Linked DNA regions of Homo sapiens: region 1 is linked to region 2. The links are chromatin loops, found by intact Hi-C in ENCODE. Cell type or tissue: ascending aorta. All regions are shown on one strand. Each heading gives the region's core, and the rest is flanking DNA. Links, peaks and the distances in the headings are about the cores only.

The links. A loop is a pair of places that touch in the nucleus more often than their neighbours do. Peaks named below come from ENCODE experiments on the same cell type or tissue, not always from the same donor. Only the 100,000 strongest peaks of a DNase experiment are listed, where the experiment ranks them.
Region 1: a loop joins it to region 2, with 6 times the contacts of the local background. A loop is called at or near these places in 36 of 110 quality-filtered maps.

The regions. Positions count from the first base shown.
Region 1 is chr12:124,319,869-124,322,368 of GRCh38, forward strand. No RefSeq gene overlaps it. Among named protein-coding and RNA genes, the nearest start is that of MIR6880, 16 kb to the right of the region's middle. RefSeq lists enhancers at 1,101-1,170, 1,601-1,710, 2,218-2,297. In ascending aorta, for the core only: a CTCF peak has its summit at 1,306; a DNase peak (open chromatin) is centred at 1,313; H3K27ac peaks cover 678 bases.
Region 2 is chr12:124,763,908-124,771,983 of GRCh38, forward strand. No RefSeq gene overlaps it. Among named protein-coding and RNA genes, the nearest start is that of SCARB1, 96 kb to the right of the region's middle. In ascending aorta, for the core only: a CTCF peak has its summit at 3,269 (motif pointing left); a DNase peak (open chromatin) is centred at 3,264; H3K27ac peaks cover 990 bases.

The DNA.
Region 1 (2,500 bases), core at 1-2,500, 450 kb before region 2:
AGTGTGTATAGGGGTTTTCCAGGGAGATGGGGGTCAGGGGAACAGCATGAGTCTTCATTTTAAAGATGCAGCAGTGAAAAAGCCACATAAGACAGGGGTGGGATGACATCTTTCTTTGGGGGCGGGTGGGATGACCTCTTTCTTTGGGGGCGGGTGGGATGACCTCTTTCTTTGGGGGGAGGTGGGATGACCTCTTTCTTTGGGGGTGGGTGGGATGACCTCTTTCTTTAGGGGCAGGTGGGATGACCTCTTTCTTTGGGGGTAGGTGGGATGACATCTTTGGGGGCAGGTGGGATGACCTCTTTCTTTGGGGGCGGGTGGGATGACCTCTTTCTTTAAGGGTAGGTGGGATGACCTCTTTCTTTAGGGGTAGGTGGGATGACCTCTTTCTTTAGGGGTAGGTGGGATGACCTCTTTCTTTAGGGGTAGGTGGGATGACCTCTTTCTTTAGGGGTAGGTGGGATGACCTCTTTCTTTCTTTAGGGGTAGGTGGGATGACCTCTTTCTTTAGGGGTAAGTGGGATGACCTCTTTAGGGGTAGGTGGGATGACCTCTTTGGGGGCAGGTGGGATGACCTCTTTCTTTAGGGGTAGGTGGGATGACCTCTTTCTTTGGGGGTAGGTGGGATGATCTCTTTCTTTAGGGGTAGGTGGGATGGCCTCTTTCTTTAGGGGTAGGTGGGATGACCTCTTTCTTTGGGGGTAGGTGGGATGACCTCTTTCTTTGGGGGTAGGTGGGATGACCTCTTTCTTTGGGGGTAGGTGGGATGACCTCTTTCTTTGGGGGTAGGTGGGATGACCTCTTTCTTTGGGGGTAGGTGGGATGACCTCTTTGGGGGTAGGTGGGATGACCTCTTTGGGGGTAGGTAGGATGACCTCTTTGAAGGCTGAGGACCAACTGGCTGTAGCTGGGAGACAGAGTGGACCCTCTGAGGGCAGGAGGCTGCGAGCTTTCCATGCACCTGCAAACAACCGCCTGGGTTGGGTCTAAGTCCCTGGTCCTCAGAGAAGATACGCCATGGTGCTGAGTGGTACCAATTCAGAGGCACAGAGACAGGGGCTGATGGTGATGACCGTGAGGGCTGAGCCCTGTGATCCACTCCCATCTCTCTGGTCTAACTGGTGGCTCAACAAGGTGCTGTGGGATCTTGGGCCTCACCGATGTGAGTGGGTAACCCCTGGCGGCTGGCATGACCAACACCCCAACCCATCCTGGATTCTGGGTAGGGGCCACTCTGTGCCCTGGGTGGAGGGCAGGCCTGCCTGGGACAGTGCCCTTTGCCGGCCCCACACTGCCATCTGCCTGCCGGCCTCAGAACTACAGCCCAGCACCAGGCTCAGCCCTGTTGGGACGCATGAAAGCCCAGCGCACAGATGAGAAACCAAGGCCCAGAGGGCACCCAAAGCATCCCCAAGTTCACACAGATCACAGTCACCAAGCTGGAATCCAGGTCCTGCATGGGCCCAAGGCTTCTGCTTATTTTTAACCTGGGCACAGTAATCAGGGTGGGACACCGAGAGCCAGTGAGGCTGGGCAGAGCCCCTGAGGATGCCCCTCCTCCCTGGTCCCCACTCCAGGGGAGGCAGGACCCTGGGCAAGCCTGGGCCCTGGAGGCTTTGGGTCCCCTGGGAAGGTCAGGGCAGAAGGTGGCAATTTCTGCTTCCAGCAGACCATGGTTCTCCCTTTCATTGCCCCCCAGTCCTGTGGGGCTGGTTTCTGCAGTGCTGGATGTGAGGCTGGTCAGACACCAGCACAGGGCCAGGGACCCCCAGCCTTGGCTATCCTTGCTGGCAAATCCCCATCAGAGCCCCCAAGGATGAATTCCATCTGTGTTGGCACCACCCCTTTGTCCCTGCTTACCAGTAGCTGGGCCAGGGTGGGCCCTCTTTGGGGATTTGGGACTGCCTCTTTCTGGGTGAACTGAGGTCAGCATCCCAGACTGCCTGGGCATGAAGGCTGAGAGATGGGGACAGGCAGAATTCCAGGACCCTGGGTATCCCCACGCTTAGCATGACTCAGACGCACTTCTGAAGGAAGAACAAAAAGAGCATGCCCTGCTTTGCAGATTATCTTGCGCCCATGAGGGGCAGAGGACCCACCTCCCACCCCCTTTGTACTCCGAAAGCTTTTAGGGGCCTGGGAAGCTGGGGCCACCCTGGGAACCCACCCAGCAAGACTCAGCTTTTGCAGGGCAGGCGTTTCCTGGCTGCCAACTGTCTACATGTCTGGTGGGTCTTGGGTGGAGTGGGACACAGACTGGGGGTCTTCACTCCACAGTGGCTCCAGGAATGCTATTGGGGCAGAGCTGACCTCATGGCTCTGCCAAGAGGAAAGGTTCTCTGACCTCTGCTCTAGGATGGGGGCAGGCCTCAGCGGCCACACTCAGGCCAGCGCTGTCCCCATGGGCTTGGGGACATAGGATGGCTAAGAGGTTGTGATGGGGCTGTCCAGATGGAAACCCTACCAGGAGGCTTCAAGACACTCTGGACCAGCAGGGGAA
Region 2 (8,076 bases), core at 2,243-4,742:
ATGGTGTTGGCCGGGCACGGTGTCTCACATCTGTAATCCCAACACTTTGGGAGGCCAAGGTGGGTGGATTAATTGAGGCCAGGAGTTCGAGACCAGCCTGGCCAACATGGTGAAATCCCATCTCTACTAAAAATACAAAAAATTAGCCAGGTGTGGTGGTGCACACCAGTAATCCTAGCTACTCGGGAGGCTGAGACACAAGAAGAATAGCTTGAACCTGGGAGGCAGAGGTTGCAGTGAGCTGAGATCATGACACTGCACTCCAGCCTGGGTGACAGAATGAGACTCTTTCTCAAAATAATAATAATAATAATGGTGCCAACAGTGTACCTTTAAAAGTGATGAACAGGTGCCACTTTGGGGAGGTAAGGCATCAGCTGTTCCCACACCCACCCCCTTGATCTCTAGCCATGCTTGTGGGTAGGGCATGCCTTTACCCTATAGCCAGTCGCACAAACTACCCTACCACTCAATGAACAAGCACCTGGCCTGTTGGGCCTATTTACACTGCCTGCCCAGTTCTGTAAGCATTTGAACTTGCCTCCACTGATCCACATGCATCCCTCCATTTAAAAAAACTAGTTTTACACAATGTACGATAACCACACTACTCCCATGTGCAAGAACGCTCATGATGTGTTTGACAGTGGCACCTGCTGGTGATGTGTGGTATTACAGCTCAGCTCCACTAGACCTTGTAAATACTTAGCTAAACTGGGTCGTGGATGTTAGGGTTTGTTCCAAGAGTGCTTTATGACACATTTGAAAATCTTCCCAAACTATTTTCAACTGAAAGTGCATAAAATGTTTTTCTTAATGATCCTCATGAGAATCTGAAATTGATGGGGCAGGAATTAGAATTCCTGTTGGACAGAAGTGGACACAGGCACAGAGGGGTCAAAGTGACTTGCCTGAGGGACACAGTGAATCCAATCTTCTTCAGCACACAGCTCTAGCTTCCAAACCCTGCCATCTGCCTAATCTCCAAGGCTGACATCATGAAGGAAACTATGTCCTTCCCTCAAACAGCTGTTACTGCCACAGACAGAGAGACCACAGGGCCAAGCACACCACAGTGCATGACCAGAGATGCCAGTGTTTAATCTCAGAGTCCCTGTTCCCTGAAATGGAAGAAATTCCTGTGGCCCAGAAAAGAACAGATGAGGCTGGTCATAGAAGCAGAGGGAAAATCCCAGAGACCAGAAGGGTGTTGCACAGTTCTGAGAAACCACTGCAGGCCCAACCACAAGCCTCAGGCTTAATACCTTCCATGCCAAGTTGTTCCAGTCCATCTGCAGAGATGTTTTCCCAGGGGAGTGGAAGTCCCATTTTGCAATGGAAGCTGAGGAGGTAAGTGAGATCTGGTTTGCAGAAACATGTGCATCATGGCCAATGTTGCTCAAACATCTGTTCCTGAAAGGGGGAAGAAAAAAAAAAGCTCCCTCTTAAAAGCCTCCCTCTGCCTCAGTCGAGGACTTCTAAATGCTATGAAGTTTGCTAGGGCTAAGGCTTCATGGCAAACGTGTTGTGAAATCTGGAAACACTCATGACTCCAGAGATATTTGGCCTTTATGCTCAGACCCTCCATCCAGCCTAGCTCCCAAGACTTCAGAGAGGAAAGTCAGAGAAACAGCCCCCACCAGGGCAGTGCACCTTATTCTTCCCTCAGCCAAACCTCCAGGCTTCTCCCTCCCAGTTCTCCTGCCCTCTCTTTCCTGTTTTGTTGTGGGTTTCGGAGATCCAAGCACTATTTTTAGACATGTTTATTCTTACTCCTCTTCTTCCCCTCCCATTCTTGACCTCTCTGGAATGAGCCTGGATGCTCCCCTGCCAGGGGCTTTTCTGGAGTGATTGGACACATGCTTGGTATGCGGGGGGCCTCTTTCTAGATGGAGCTGGGACTGGATTTGGGGGAAATGAGCCTTGCAACCTCCTTTCCTCTCCCAGGCTCCTCAGAAGCTCTAGAGCCAGGACCTGTGTGCATTCATTGCCTTTGCCTGGAAATTATGTTTCTTGAAGCTGGGTTCCCAAGTTGAGTTTCACTTGGGATAAGGGATAAGATAAAGTGGGATGCCTCAGCCAGCACCCACAGCAAGCTCTGGTTCCCAGTCAATGAGGAGGTATGCAGAGTAGCTGATAAGCATGTATGCCCCCCAACCAGTGGCCAATATTCATATCCAGACTCCGATCCTTTCCAGCCATAAGACCTTGGACAATGACCTCGCCTCTCTGTGCCTCAGTTTCCTCATCTGTAAAATGAAGATGATGATGATAACAGCACTCGCCTGGGTTATGATGAAAACTAAGTGAGCATATGCCAAGGGTTTAAAATAGTGCACGGCACTCAGAAAGATTCAATGAATGCTAGCAACAGTCTGTTCCAGGAGAGCAAGCCAGGATGCCAGAGCTGAGCTTGCCTGACTGGGCTGGGAGTGGCCGGCATTGAGATTTTCTTTTTTTTTCTTTTCTTTTCTTTTTTTTGAGACAGAGTCTCACTCTGTCGCACAGGCTGGAGTGCAGTGGCACAATCTCAGCTCACTGCAACCTCCACCTCCCGGGTTCCAGTGATTCTCCTGCCTCAGCCTACCCAGTATCTGGGATTACAGGTGCTCACCACCATGCCCAGCTAATTTTTGTATTTTTAGTAGAGACAAGGTTTCACCATGTTGGCCAGGCTGGTCTTGAACCCCTGGCCTCAGGTGATCTGCCCACCCCGGCCTCCCAAAGTGCCGGGATTAGGGGTGTGAGCCACCGCGCCTGGCCCAGTGTTGAGATTTTATATCTTCTGGGCATCTGAGGTTTGGATCAGGATTGCCCATCCCTGGGAGACCACAGCCAGCCATTTGGCCTGGACTCTGAGTTCACAAAAACACCACAAATCAGATTTTGGAGAAGATCTTGAATGTACTGTCCTAGAGCCCCACACCACCAAGATTAAAAGAACTGTGATAATTTCCCCTTTCTAAATCCTGCCCTCTCTGGACATGGTTCATTAAGAATTTTGCAAGCCTTGTAACTTCACAAAAATATATTGCATGACTATTTCATGTATGGAAGCTGTTAAATTTTTACATGTAAACATACAAGAGAACATAGTTCTTGCAGCCTTAGTTCATCAGTTTTTCATTTTTTATCTTTGCTATGTCCAGAGCCTCAAACAACAGACGTTTCCCAGCCCCTGGGACCGCCAGAGAGACCCGGGCTGCTGGGGCCTCCCTGAATCTGGGGCCGCCCTGAAGGCTGGACCCACAGCGCCCCCTGGCGGCCACAATCCGCACGTGCAGCCTCTGGCAGGCCCTGGGCAGGTCTGCAGAACTCCCCTCCCGCAACCACATCCCCAGCCTCGCTACACCCCAGATCATTTATTCATTAACTCAGCAAAGACTGATTTGCATGCATGCCCATGGACCACGAACCCCACAGAACTCGGTGCCTGCCTTCAGCAGCGTAAAGTCTAAAGAGGGAGACAGCGCGACCAATTGCTCACACACACAAAAAAGATCCACCTTGCAAATATAGCCTCACCCCTCAGCCTCCGTCTTCCCATCTGTGAAATGGTCCCCTCAAGTCTCCCTGCTGTACAGGTCACTGGATAGCTCCATGAAACATGTGCTCCCCTGAGCATCAAAAGGGGCTGCTGTTATTTGTGCTGTTGCTACGTTGGGATTCCTGGTGGTGCTTTCTCTCTCTGGCCTCTCACATTCCAGATGCCCTGGGGGTGGGTGGACCGGGATAGGGGATGAATCCGGTGTGGGTGACACAACAACCTCAGTGTCCTGACTCCTCCCTCTGCAGCCCCCACAGGGAGTTCACAGCCATTCAATCCATGCTGAGCTAAGCCCGGGTCTGCACTGGGGGATCGGGGCCCTACTTGCTCCCAGCCCCACCTTCCTGCCTCCCTCCTCAGTTAGTGGCACCTCCCTCTGGCTCACACTTGTAATCTCAGCACTTTGGGAGGCAGAGGTGGGCCGATCGCTTGAGGCCAGGAGTTCGAGACCACCCTGGGCAACATAGTGTGACTCTCTTTCTAAAATAATAATAATAATAATAATAATAATAATAATAATAATTTAAAAATTAGCCAGGTGTCCTGGCATGTGCCTGTAGACCCAGCTACTCGGGAGGCTGAGGCAGGAGGATTACTTGAGCCCAGGAGGTCGAGGCTGCAGTGAGCTATGATCGCACGACTGCACTCAAGCCTGGGTGACAGAGACCCTGTCTCAAAAACAAATGAAAATGGCCTGGCGCGGTGGCTCATGCCTGTAATCCCAACACTTTGAGAGGCCGAGGCAGGCAGATCACAAGGTCAGGAGTTCGAGACCAGCCTGGCCAACATGGTGAAATCCCGTCTCTACTAAAAATACAAAAATCAGCCATGCATGATGGCGGGCGCCTGTGATCCCAGCTACTTGTGAGGCTGAGACAGGAGAATCGCTTGAACCCAGGAGGTGGAAGTTGCAGTAAGTAGAGATTGCACCACTGCACTCCAGCCTGGGCGACAGAGCGAGACTCTGTCTCAAAAAAGAAAACAAACAACAAACAAGCAAACAAAAACAAATGAAAACTAACAAACAAAAAGCAGCCCCTCCCTCCCCCTGGCCGTCAGGCTCAGACACTTGAGAGTCTCACTGGACGCGTCCTCACCCCTCCCTTCCCACATCCAGTTTAGCACCATGTTCTATGAGCTCCAGCCCCTAAAAATACACCCCGCATCTGTCCCTTCTTCATCCACTGCTCCGCCCTGGCCCAGGCCACCACCACCACCACCACCACCATCTGTCACCAGGAGGAGGGCCACTGCCTCCAGCCAGACCTCCAGCATCCACGCCTGCCCCCGCAGCCTCTCCCACAGCAGAAACAGCAAACGCAGCCCTCCCTGATGGAAAAATCTCCAGTGGTTTCCCACTGTACTTAAAATCCTAACTGCGAGGCCCCCCAGCTCTCCACCTCCATCTCCCTCCAACCCCCTCCCACTGTGATCGTGTAAAATATTTATTTGGTCTTCTGCCTTAAAATCCTTGGAATCTCCAAAGTGTTTAGTTTGCCAATGACTCACTGGTGGCCAGCAGCCCCTAGGCAGCTTCAGGATGGGGACTGGTCTCAGGAAAAACCAAGTCAGCGCTACAGGACTGGGACTTTCAGCCCAGTCCCCAACCTCCAGCAGTGAGGGGAGAGAGGCTGAAGGTCAAACTGATCACCAATGGCCTGTGGTTTAATCAATCATGCCCATGTATACAAAAACCATATACATATAGAGAAAGAATGAATAAGACCTACTATTTGATCCCACAACAGGGTGACTATAGTCAAGAATAACTTGATTGTATATTTTTAAATAACTGAAGGAGTGTAACTGGATTGTTTGTAACACAAAGGCTAAATGCTTGAAGGGGTGGATACGCCCTTCCCATGATGTGATTACGTCACATTGCATGCCTGTGTCAACACATCTCATGCACCCCACAACTGTATACACTTACTATGAACCTACAAAAATTAAACATTTAAAAATTTAAAATGATATAATTTTAAAAATTACGCCCACCTAATGAAGCCTCCATAAAAACTCAAGAGGACAGAGTTTTTGAGCATGGGAAGGCTCCTGGAGGGTGGTGTCCTGGAGAGCATGGCAGCTCCATGCCCCTTCCCCATGCCCTTTCCCCGTGCCCCTCCCCCATGCCTCTCCCTAGCATCTCTTCATCTGTATCCTTCTAACATCCTTTATAATAAATAAGCTCAGTGCTTCCCTGAGCCCTGTGAGCCGTTCTAACAAATTAATTGAACCCAAAGACAGGGTCGTGGGAACCCCAATTCACAGCTGGTCTGTGAGAAGCACAGGTGACACATCCCAGGGCTTGAGAGGGGCATCGGGAGTAAGGGGCCGCCCTGGGGTCTGAACCCTCGACCTGTGGGGTCTGACACTGCCTCCAGGTAGACAGCGGCAGAATTGAGTTGAATCAGAGGGCCCCCAGCTGGCATCCGCTGCAGAATTAGGTGTTCATTTGATCTGCTGTGGGGGGAGCCCCCCATATTTGGTCACAGAAGTCTTCTGTGTTGATTGTTGTGGGGTGAACAGAGGAGGAAAAGCAGTTTGCGTTTCTCCCACTCAGTCCCACTCTCTGGGCTCCAGCCACAGCGCACCGTTTCTGTTCTGCGTGTTGCTACCCCAGGCCCTTTGCACATGTACTTCCCGGTTCCTGGAGTGCTCTTCTCCAGATTCCCATGAAGCCTTCAGGAGTTGGCACTTCTCAGAGGAAACTTCCGGAAATGTGCTCTCATCTAAGCAGCCCCCCTGCCCAGCACCTCTTCTCCGGTGCACCCCCTGCTCTTCTTTCTATCCTGGCATCGTTGCTTCCCAGAGTGACCTTACTCATGTGTGACCTTACTTATGAGTGACCTTACTCATACGTGACCTTACTCATGCATTTACTCGCCAGCTGTCTCTCCCACTAGAAGGCAAGTTTGTGAGGGCAGGGAGCTTTCTAGCTTCGTCCAGCTTTGTTGTTGTTGTTTTTCTTTTCTTTTCTCTTCTTTTTTTTTTTTTTTTTTTTGAGATGGAGTCTCACTCTGTCGCCCAGGCTAGAGTGCAGTGGTGAGATCTCGGCTCACTGCAACCTCTGCTTCCAGGTTCAACCGATTCTTGTGGCTCAGCCTCCCACAGCTGGGATTACAGGCGTGTGCCACCACACCTGGCTAATTTTTGTATTTTTAGTAGAGATGGGGTTTCACTATGTTGCCCAGGCTGGTCTCAAACTCCTGACCTCAAGCAATCCGCCCACCTCGGCCTCCCAAGGGTGAGCCACTGCACCCGGTCACCTCTGTATTTCTGAAGCGGATACCCTTGGTGTTCTAAGCAGATCCAAATGAATCCTCTTTTTACTGTATTTGCACACCCCTGATTTTGGAGCATTTTTGTATCCAAAACCCAAGACCTGTTGGTCTGCCTTTGAGAGCTGTCCGTGACCCTGGGCTGCTAGAGTCCCCTTTGCCCTCCTGGGACACTCCCTGGCCAGGAATCTTGGTCTCAGTGTCTGCTTCTGGGGAACCTAACCCAAGCCGATTCGCAATAAATATGAGGGTGTGTGACACACAGTGAGCACCCAAACAGCATTTGCTGAATGAAGGAATGAACAAATCGACACAGACTTCTCAGAGCTTGACTCCCTCTCAGAGCCCAGCAAGTGCTCTGCACACAGTAGGTGTGTGATAAATGTTTGCTGGAGGCTCAGCATTTGAGAGCTTTCATAATCGTCCCAGGCTGTGTACAGAATGCTCACACATCCATTTCTTTTCTTTTCTTTTCTTTTCTTTTCTTTTCTTTTCTTTTCTTTTCTTTGAGATGGAGTCTCACTCTGTCACCCAGGCTGGAGTGCAGTGGGATGATCTCGGCTCACTACAACCTCCACCTCCTGGGTTCAAACGATTCTCGTGCCTCATCCTCCCGTCTAGCTGGGATTACAGGTGCCCGCCACTACACCCAGCTAATTTTTGTATTTTCAGTAGAGACGGTGTTTCACCATACTGCCCAGGCTGGTCTCGAACCCCTGGCCTCCCACAGTGCTGGGATTATAGGCGTGAGCCCCCGCGCCCAGCCCTCACACGTCCATTTCGATTCCACCCTTACAGGGGTTCTCAAAGATTCGTACACAGCAATCTTCACTCCCACCTCACGGCAGTCTCAGAGAGGTTATGAATTGCTCCAAGGCCACCCAGCAACTTGAGCAGAGCAGGGAGTAGCACGCAGGTACTGGGAGTAGCACGCAGGTACTGGGAGTAGCACGCAGGTACTGGGAGTAGCACGCTAAGGAGGAGCAGACATCGTGTGACCCTGGTCGCCCTGTTATAGGGTTGTCACTCTTGTTCCCAAGGCCCCAGAGAGAAAGGGTTAAGACCCCTTTGAAAATCTGAAGACTTGAGGAAATGCTTCCCAGAATAAAACGCCCAGACACACACGTAAAATACAATTTCTAGGGGTCACGGGTTTCCGAAGCCAGGCTGTGGACCACAGCTTCCCCAGTTTAAAATCAATCCACTCCGCTCCAGGAACCGGGTGATCCGCAGCCCCTCCCAGGCAGC